Regions from separate parts of the Mus musculus genome. Here region 1 is linked to region 2. The links are chromatin contacts, found by Hi-C or POLR2A ChIA-PET in ENCODE. All regions are on one chromosome and are shown on one strand. Each heading gives the region's core, a stretch centred on a gene start or an enhancer-like site at or near the end of the contact. The rest is flanking DNA. Distances are from core to core; before and after follow the strand shown.

Region 1 (5,029 bases), core at 365-2,864, 38 kb before region 2:
GAGGACTCATAAGCTTAGGGTATAGATACATTTAAAGAATAGAAAAAGGAAACACAAGAGACAGGATGTGGTACTGGAAAAAGAGCCACGGAAAACGGCAGAAACCTAATGCAAAAGTGTATCTAAAGTACATTTCTGTTAACTATATGAATTGTATTGGCCTTGAAAGGGACCTGGCAGGGCTGGAGAGATGGCTCAGCAGTTAAAAACTCCCGCAGAGGAGCTGCACTCAATTCCTAGCAGCCAAGATGGCAACCCACAACCGACTGTAACTACTGTTCTAGAGGATCTGATGTTCTCCTCTGACCTCCTTAGGCACTACACCCACAATACATAGACATACATGCCGATAAAACACTCACACATAGCTGGGTGGTGGTGGCGCATGCCCTTAATCCCAGTATTTGGGAGGCAGAGGCTGGTGGATTTCTGAGTTCGAGGCCAGCCTGATCTACAAAGTGAGTTCCAGGACAGCCAGGGCTACACAGAGAAACCCTGTCTCGAAAAAACAAACAAAACAAAGACACTCACACATGTCAAATAAATTTTAAAAAATAAAAAGACCTGGGGAAATATGCCATAAGGTTAATGGCAGTTATCTGGGCAGGTGTAGAAGTGGGGGCACCTGTCAAATATGCATTCCTCTAACACACAGAAGGGGGAGAAGGAAAGAAAAAAGAAAGATTTTTTTTTTCAGGCTGGGACAACCAACTACCTCTTCAAAACAGAACAAAGGAAGAAGGTGGCCCTTGCACCCTTGTTCATCAACATCTACCCTCCAGCTCACTCTATGGCAGTGAAAAGGGGGGAGGGTCCTACCTTCCCTTAAACCAAGGTGGCCCGTAATGCAACCCATTGAACTGGGGTCCTCCTTCCCCACAGAGTACCTTGAGGAAGGGAATGCAGACAGAACCAGATGGTTGTGAACTCTGAAGGAAAAACAAACAAGTGTCCGGAAGTAGTTTGTAAGAGAATGAAAAAAAAAAAAAAAAAGGAATACAAATCTGGGGAAGTGGGGAAGAAGGTGGGGAAGAGAAGGAGATGGGATAGGGCTAGCTCCTAGCTATGAGAATACCACAGGATGAAGGGAAATAACCCAGCAGTACGGAAGTTGGGGGGGGGGGGTGTGGCGGAGTGCCCCAGCATGCCTTAGGCAGCTGTCGCAGGAAACCGGACCTAAACTGGATGGTGGGTAATATTCGCCAACATCTGTCACTGCACTAGGTTCCAAATCCCGAGTGAAGGGAAGATAGGTAGGCCCCAATCTGTCCTTCTTCCTGTACCCCCAAAGGACTTGCCCGTCCTAGTTTAAGGCACTAGGTAAGGTAGGGCGGAAGTGGCTGATAGCTCCAGCTGGTGACAGTTTGGCCGGGGACATCCTGAGGTCTAAGCACTATCTGCCCTTTCCAGCCTGCTGCAGATGCCAGTTCAGACCTTGGAAGAACGGAAATACGGTTTGGAGTCCTTTTAGGAACAGGGAGCGCACTCCCAAGCTCCTCTACGAGAATCAAGGAAGGATAACAGAGCAGAAGCAAAGGGGGGCACAGAGAACAATGTCTCCAGGGGAAGGGCTCAGAAGGCACAGCTGTGCGAGATGAGACGTTAACCTCGTCTGGGAAAGACAAATGTGCGCGTGGGTAGGACAGGCGCTGAAATTGCGGCTGGAGGAAAACTACTCTCCACGTGGCCGAAGCGGCAACTGGTTGGCGAGAGTAGGTGGGAGGGGCGAGGCTATGGTAGGCGGGGCCAGAGGCAGGCGGCTAGCAGGGGTAGCACCCGGGATAGGGGAGCGAGGGAAGGCGGGGTTTCTCCTGCTCCTTCGCCTAGGACTACAGCGATTTGGTTTCTACTAACACCTCTAGTTTTGGAATTTTTCCCTTTGTCTTCTCCCTGGAGCTGAAGTGGATTTCCAGGTCTTGGCCAGGCCCTAGTTTTTAACCCCCTTTTGGTTGGACAGAGATCTCTTTAGTGTTGGCACTTTGCTGGGCTTCGTCTCACGCCTAAGCAGCACGGTTGCCAGACTCACCCAAGGCCTGCTTCTCATTTCCAACCTTTTCCTGTTTGGAGGTCCAAAGCTGGCTGGGCTTTGATTTCTACTTCCACTCGCTCATCTTCCTGCTCTGTGGAGCCACACAGTGCACACTGGTGATCCCTTGAGTTGGTGATCAAGGATAAGGAGTGTCCTGGTTCTGCCTACCAAAGGCTAAAAGCAAATGCAGGGCCTTTCTAGGAGCTGCCAGTAACAGGAGTGGACCCATTAGATCTAGGCTTTAGTTTTGTTTTTTAAATTTTATTTATTGTTTGTATGAGTACACTGTCGCTCTCTTCAAACACACCAGAAGAGAGCATCGGATCCCATTATATAGACGGCTGTGAGCACCAATGTGGTCCTGGGAATTGAACTCGGGATCTCTAGAAGAGTAGTCGGTGCTCTTAACTCTCCAGCCATGGTTTTGTTTTTTAATACAAGGTCTCATGGAGCCCAGGTGATTTGAACTTCCTATATAAATAGCCAAGGATGGCCATGTATGACTTGATACTCTTCCCTTCCACCTCCCTGTTATTAGACGCGTTCTCACGACCGGCCAGGAAGAACACCACAGACCAGAATCTTCTGCGGCAAAGCTTTATTTCTTACATCTTCAGGAGCCAGGGTGCAGGAAGCAAGAGAGCAAGAAGCAAGAGAGCAAGAAGCAAGAGAGCAAGAAGCAAGAGAGAGAAGCAAGAGCAAGAGAGAGAGAAAACGAAACCCCGTCCCTCTTAAGGAGCATTCTCCTTCGCCTCGGACGTGTCACTCCCTGATTGGCTGCAGCCCATCGGCCGAGTTGACGTCACGGGGAAGGCAGAGCACAAGTAGTCATAAGATACCCTTGGCACATGCGCAGATTATTTGTTTACCACTTAGAACACAGGATGTCAGCGCCATCTTGTAACGGCGAATGTGGGGGCGGCTCCCAACACCTCCCAAGTGTTGGAACTACGTATGTGTACCACCACACCCACAATCTAATTTTTAATTGAAAAAAAAAAAAAAAGGTCATAGCAATCATTAAGATTTAAAAATGCCCCTTTGCCTTGGGCAGTAGTACTGAGTCTTAGTGCTCAGAGAACGGAATAGGGGGTTGACTCTGGGTGGCCACATCTCCTTAGCCTCTGGAATCTTCCATTAGTTAAGTAGGACACAGCCAGAGAAGACAAGGTAGGAAGGATTGCCCTAAAGTTCTGGGCCCAGGGCAGGCCCTTTTTGCCTAAATGTAACAGAATATTCTACAGATTCTGAGTAGAGTAGGGTTTTCCCCCCAGACAAGCGGACCTTGTCGAAATGGAGATTCTGAAGTTTGGGCCCCTTTTGGGGACAGGGGCATACTCCTATGTTAGGAAGTCAATCTGGATTCCCAGGTGTCAAAGGTTAACAGAGATTGGAGACTGCCGCCAAGAAACAAAACTTCTAAAAAAAAAAAAAAAAAGTCCACATGTGACTTGTATGAAGTCAGAATGTATATGTATACTTATTCTTCAAACTTCAAATGACTTCAGTGCCTTCACATTTTTCACTTTGTTTTGTTTTGAATTGTTGGGCATGGTTTTGCATGCCTTTAATTCTAGCAGTCAGGAAGCGGAGGCAGGCTGATCTCTGTAAGTTCAAGGTCAGCCTGGTCTACAGAGTCCCAGGACAGCCAGGGCTACAACAGAGGGACCCAGCCTCAATTTTTTCTCTCTCTCTTTCATTTATTGATGGCTGGAGTTATGGCTCAGTGCCTCTCATGGCCTCATGACCTTTGGTTACATCTGATGCCATCACACATACATGAGATAATGTCTCAAAAATAAATAGCATCCATCAATAATGACAGAAGTAGATGGCATGTCGTGATGCGATAATAAAGCCATGTATAAATCACGCCATGAGGAAAAAACACAAACCCAGACTGCAGAATACAACTGGCTATACTCACGTCGATGGCCTGCTGAATGCTAGCAGCACATACCTGTAACTCTAGCACTTACAAGGCTGAAGCAGAAGGCTTTGTAAAGCAAGCATGAGCAACACAGCCAGCTCCAGGACAGCCTGATCTATGCAGGAAACCTACGAAAAGCAAAACACAGGAGGGAAATGGCTCACTGGGTCAAGTCATGCTGTCCAAGACTGAGGACTTACTTGAGTTCAGATACCCAACACCCATGTAAATGACTGACATTGAAACACGCAAAGTTAACGCCAGAGCCAGGCAGGGAGAGGTCAGTAGAGACAAGAGGATCCCGGGGCTCACTAGCCAGTTAGGCTAGCTGAAACAGAGACCTCAGGTTTAGTGAGAGACTATGAGGGTTTGATTATGCTTGGCCCAGGCAGTGGCACTATTAGGAGGTGTGGCCTTCTTGGAGTACGTGCATCACTGTGGGCATGGGCCTTAAGACCCTCATCCTAGCTGCCTGGAAGCCAGTCTTTTAGCTGCCTTCAGGACAAGAGGTGGAACTCTCAGCTGCTCCAGCCTCATCCCTACCTGGATGCTGCCATGTTCCCACCTTGATGGTAATGGTCTGAACCTCTGAACCTGTAAGCCAGCCCCAATTAAATGTTCTTTATAAGCTCCCTTGGTCATGGTGTCTGTTCACAGCAGTAAAACCCTAGCCAAGACAGATGCCCTGTCTGAAAACCTAAAGTAGAGATAGAAGATAATTTAACATGAATCTTCAGCCTTCACAGGTGTGCACATCCACACTCACACATAACAAGCATACATATGCATGCATACCACAGAAACACACACACACACACAGAGCGAGCACACAAGGTCTATCATGTAAAACAAAGCAGCTGAGGAAGTGGTGTAGCTTGAAGATGGTTCAAGGAACTTTCAACTGGAAGCAATATATGATTTTTGCATTGGATGACAGACTGGAAAAGTAGAAATATTCTAGGGCCCAACAGTAGGTGAAACTGGAATATGGGCTCTACATAACTATAGACTGCATTTGTTTTCTGGTCTTAAGAATCAAGTACTGCATAAGAAACATACATACCTTAGTA
Region 2 (5,528 bases), core at 1,075-3,574:
TAAGAGCCATCCAGACTGAGTGATGTGATTTCAGACTGAGCACTTACCATCTAGCTTGGGTCTATATGTACACATTGGGTATTGTGTGTCTCATGCTATCATAAAATAAAAGCAGCTGGTAAAGCCACATGTGTCTCCTGACCACACCCCAGCTCAGAAAAGGTTAATGGCCCTTCACCACCATGTAATTTCAAACTCTTTCATTAGCAGTACATTAATACCAGGTCCCATGTGCTCCACGAGCTCTGTGGCCACTAAATACATGGGATTAGGCACCCTGTGGATGTGCAATAAACATCCACTCACTCAACCAATTAATTGACTCTTCCAGGCAGTCAAAACAGAGCCTACCTCTCCAGCAAAGCTCTTTCTCACTTTCTGGTAAGAATGTTTGAGCCAGAAGTGAAGGCCCATGCCCATAAACCTAGATAGCACTCAAAAAGCTGAGGCAGAGACACCACTCCAAATTCAGGACAAGTGTGGGACACAGAGCATTCTAGGCCAACCTAGGGTACAAGATAAGGTCCTGTCTCAGAACAACTAACAAAAATGTCCACTGCTTAGCCTCAGTGCAATACCCTTGAGTTCAACACATACCCCACCTTTTCAGGGCTCTCTGAGCTAAGCAAGGTACAACCACAAGAAAAATCCCCTTTCCGTCTACTCAAGTATTTCTCTCCCTTCAGTGACTCTCCCAGGAGTCTCCCTAACTAGTTCTAGTCAGCCTTTTCACACACTATCTCATGACCTAGCTCAATAGCTAGATGACCTTCAATTTTTGATCCTCCTGCATCTACCTCCCAAGTGTAAGGACTACAGGCATGTTCACCACACTTGGCTCCCTACCCACTTCAATTCAGTGTAGGATAAAGTACACCCTATTCCTCTCCAAGTACCATCCAGAGTCCTATGGAAAGGCAAGAGGGAGGTGGCACTAAAAAGAGCTATGTGACCCTGTATGAAACATGTCTCCTTTCCTCAGAAATGGCTTACCTGTAAAATGAATAAGACCCTACCTTCCTCACAGAGCTGTGGTAAGTATCAGAAAAGCACACCGCCTCCCAAGCTTCTATGTCCTGGCACTTTGACACCACAAAAGTATGAAACAGTTTCTAGATGGAGAAGGAGGAGTAGCACACAGGATATGACTCTGGAGTTGAGTTACTTGCTGGACAACGTAAGGCAAGTCCTTTCCCTACCCAAAGTCTCAGACTCGCCTCTGTAAAAGAATGATGAGCAGCTCAGCACAGTGGGGGAACTGCAGTCACCTCTCAGCCCCACAGAGAAAATAAAATGAGCAAAACACAACAGAGGGGAAAGAAAGAGAATAAAGATAGCATCTTTTCAAGGCAATGTGACTATTAAATGACACAATGCTACATCAAGCTCTTAACACAATGCCTTATACACAAGTGCCCATTAAAGAGCTATCTTGATTAATGCTAGTCAAGACATCCCATCACCGGCAGACATCAGGCCTAGCTGAACTTCCCTCAATGGGCCACCGGATCCTCATCGCCAAGATGCAGAGGTCAGGCTATACCCTGCAGTACTGGTATCGCCCTTTTACAGTAATTACAGAAATTATCTTGGCCATGTATTCATTTTCTTGCTTCCTGGCTCTCTACCCACAAAGCAGACTCCTAGAAAGCATGTCTTTGCCTGTCTACTCCCTGATGAGACCGGGGCCTAGCATTTACTAGGCACTCAACCACCACCCGCGGACCGCCTGACTTCTGCCAGGCACCGAGCTGAAACCTTTCTGTGCTTAATTCTACTGTCTCCATTTTACGGAGGAGGAAACTGAGGCACGGGGAGGCTGAAGCGCCTGCCTAAGGTCGCACTCTGCGGCCAACTCCGCGGACCAACTCCCACCCATTATGCAACGACGCCTCCTACACCCAGGGTCCCCACCGCGCCCCTCGCGCGCGCGCGCGCGCGCCCGTGGGCACACACCCTCCAGGCCCAGCCGCAAAGTCAGGACTTCGCCGGTCACCACTAGGCAGCCCCCACTTCCGGCCCACGCCCCGCCCCCGGGACAACGGAGCGCGCGCCCCCGGCCCAGGCCGCGCACCGGATCGCGGCCCCGCCCTTCCCCCCCACTGCCCGCGCGGCTCCGCACTGCTCACGAGGAGCCGCCTCCCGTGAATTCCCGACTGCTGCCGCCGCCCGGGCCCGCCAGCCGCCTCACCGGCTTTCTCAGGACCCGCGTCCGCCGTCCGCGCGCCCGGCTCCGGTTCCGTCTTCGTCTCGTTCAAACCGTCGGACCCCGCCCGCCCGCGCGCGATGACCTCACACGCACCCCGCCGTGACGCGCCGACGCAGGGGCTCGTCATCTCCCGCCCGGCCTTTTATAGAGACGGACTGGCCTGCGAGCCGGAGGCGGGGCCGAATGCTTGATCGACAGCTGGCATGCCCGGGGGCGGGGAGCAAGCCTGTTGGGCACGTGGTCAGTTGCGACCAATGACGTGTGAGTCCTCTGAGGAGGCGGAGTCCAGTTGCACATTCTGGTTTGCTGTAGCCCAGAAGAAAATTCGTTTGACCAAGATGGATTAATGAATAGGCTCGGGAGGAAGGTTAGCTCGCCTAGCATACATGAATCCCTGGTTTCAGTCCCCAACACCACAGATGGCAGCTGTGGTGGAACACACCTATCTTGCCAGCAAATCGTTTTGTCATCATCCCAGACCCTCTCTCTGGGAGTTCAGCCTGAGGTACACGAGACCCTGTCTCAGAAAGAAAAAACTGGGAGTGCTAGGCCACTCGTGTACACTTGGACAGGAAAGAGAATCACTGTAAATTCAAGGCCAGCCTGGTCTACAGTAGCAAGCTAGCCAGAGCTACACAGCGAGATCTGGTCTCAACAAAGAAAAAATGGCCATCGAAATGCTTTAGCAGGTGCATGCCCCCAAACCTGACAACATGAGTTCAAACCCCAGGACCCACTGATAGAAGGTGAGACGCGAGTCCTGCAAGTTGTCCTCTGACTAACACACATGGGCAGTGCCACTCGCATGCCTACACACACGCAAATATGCCCACAAATAACTGTGGTGGTATGAACGTTTAATCCCAGGACTCAGTAGGTAGAGACAAGAGAATCTCTGAGATCAAGGCCAGCCAGAGAGCTACACAGTTATTGTTTGCCTTTAAATTTAAAAAAAAAAAAAAAGATTTGGCGCCTGTTTTAGTTAGTGTTACAATTCCTGTAATGAAACATGACCAAAGCAACTTGGAGAGGAGAGTGCTTATTTAGCTTACTCTTCCATATTATCTCTGTTCATCACTGAAGGAAAACAGGGCAGGAACCTAGAGCCAGGAGTGGATGCAGAAGCCATGGAGGGATGTCGGTTACTAGCTTACTCCTCATGGCTTGCTCAGCCTGCTTTCTTATACAACCTGTCTTAGTCAGGGTTTCTATTCCTGCACAAACATCATGACCAAGAAGCACTTGGGGAGGAAAGGATTTATTCAGCTTACTCTCCCACATTGCTGTTCATCACCAAAGGAAGTCAAGACTGGAACTCAAACAGGTCAGGAAGCAGGAGCTGATGCAGAGGACATGGAAGGATGTTCTTTACTGGCTTAGTTCCCCTGGCTTGCTCAGCCTGCTCTCTTATAGAACCCAAGAATACCAGCCCAGAGATGGTCCCACCCACAAGGGGCCCTCCCCACTTGATCACTAATTGAGAAAATGACTTGCGGCTGGATCTCCTGGAGGCCTTTCCCCAACTGATGCTCCTTTCTCTATGATAACTCCAGCTGTGTCAAGTTGACACAAAACTAGCCAGTACACAACCCTAGACCACACCAGCACAGAGGTGTCCTAACCCACAGTGGGCTGATGAGATTCCCCCATCAATGACTAAGAAAACACTTTACCAGCTTGCCTAAGGGCTCATCTTAGGGAGGCATTTTCTTAATTGAGATTCCCTCCTCTCAAATGACATTAGCGTGTGTCAAGGTGTTATAAAACTGCCCAGCACAGCACCTTAATGAAAAACTAAGTCACCATGTAAGAGCACCTGCAATGTCATCTGGTTTATTCTTAGCACTGCAAATGTTTCCTTACTTTTTAATGCCTTTATCTTCTGCTTTTGCATGGAGGCAATTTCCTGTTCTAGCTCCAGACTGTGTCTCAGTGCTTGTATATAGGAAGAAAAGATGAACTGCAGCACTTCACAGCAGAGGAAACAGGCTCAGAGAAGCCAGCTGACTTGCCCAGAATCACAGGTCACAGAATGCTTTCTCTGCCACAATACCACTTATTTATATATTCATAATTCTTTTTGAGATAGGGTCTAATATAGCCCAGATCAGTCTCCTGCATCCTATGTGGCTGAGGATAACCTTGAACTCCTACCCTCCTGTTACTACTTTTCAAATGCTGGGATTACAGGCCTGTACCACCAAGCCTGGCTGCCAGCATTTATTGTCTCTAAGCAAAGAGACAGACCCTAGGCATTTGATGGTGAGCTAAAACTAGACATAGCCTATGACCTCCTAACATTTCTACTCTGGCAAAGGAGGCAAACTAGACACATCAGTGACTCGAAACTTGGTTTACTAACAGATCGATTGAGGGCTAGGCCAAGCCAGTGTATGTATAGCAAGGTGCTTACCTCCTGGCCATTCCTGGACCTAGTCCTAATTGCTGAAGCTCAGGAATGGCTAAGAATCTGACAAGGTGGCAGTGGATGACTTATTGCTGATCCTCCTGCCTCTCCCTCCTGAGTTCTGGGATTAAAGCTGTGTATTACCATGCCCATTCTATGTGATGCTGGACAATCAAACCTAGGGCTTTGGGTGTGCTAGGCAAGGCCTCTGCCAGCTGCATTCCCAGCCTGCACACTGCCAGTTTCCATGGTAAGTAGAACTCCAAGCATCTTACAACAGACTTGACTTTGCTTTGCAGCATGGGAAGACGCCCCAGAGTTGACACTGGTCCCAAAAGATGAGCTACTACCCTTATAAAAGGGTTGATATCGAAAAATACAAGCAAGAGGAAAGAGCAGAGTGTGCTGTGATCTTGGAATTTAGTGGGTCAGGAAGACAGGAACTCCATGTACAGCCTAGGCTATGTGTTATTTTAAAAAATTAACATTATAATGAAACATCAATAACAATAATCTACCAAAAATATTTGTAAATGCTTTGCAATAACATTGATAATGCTATTTTATATTAGAAACATATCCTAAGTAGCAAAGTTAGTAGATCTGAGTTTAAGCCCTGCCTCTGCTCAGACTTGAGATTAAATGAGATATGTATTGACTGGGATCATAACTTAACAGCAGAGTCTTTGTCTAACACACACACAGCCCTGAATTCCCTCTCCAGCACCCCTGGGAGAAAATAGATCTGCATAAAGTTTTTCTTCTTTTGTGCAACTCTAATTTTTTTATACACATGTATGTGTGTGTTCATGCCTGATTGTTTGTATGTGTGCCTGTGTGCATGCATGCGTATCTCCAGGTACAGAGCCCAGGGTTGATACCAAGAACCTTCCTCTATCACTCTTCACCTTG

The links. A loop is a pair of places that touch in the nucleus more often than their neighbours do. ChIA-PET counts read pairs that join two places held with the same protein, here RNA polymerase II (POLR2A).
Region 1: a loop to region 2 is called in a map of heart, with 2.6 times the contacts of the local background. The contact joins the promoter of Efcab8 here to the promoter of Mapre1 in region 2. A Hi-C loop is called at or near these places in 1 of 37 maps with a recorded cell type or tissue (heart). POLR2A ChIA-PET finds 5 or more read pairs at or near these places in 4 of 5 experiments (Patski and embryonic stem cell).

Annotation. Positions count from the first base shown.
Region 1 is chr2:153,775,831-153,780,859 of GRCm38, reverse strand. It overlaps Efcab8 (EF-hand calcium binding domain 8), which reads right to left and starts at 1,614. Exons shown (of 29, transcript NM_001370916.1): 1 at 1,435-1,614; 2 at 888-929.
Region 2 is chr2:153,738,083-153,743,610 of GRCm38, reverse strand. It overlaps Mapre1 (microtubule-associated protein, RP/EB family, member 1), which reads right to left and starts at 2,324. Exons shown (of 7, transcript NM_007896.3): 1 at 2,192-2,324.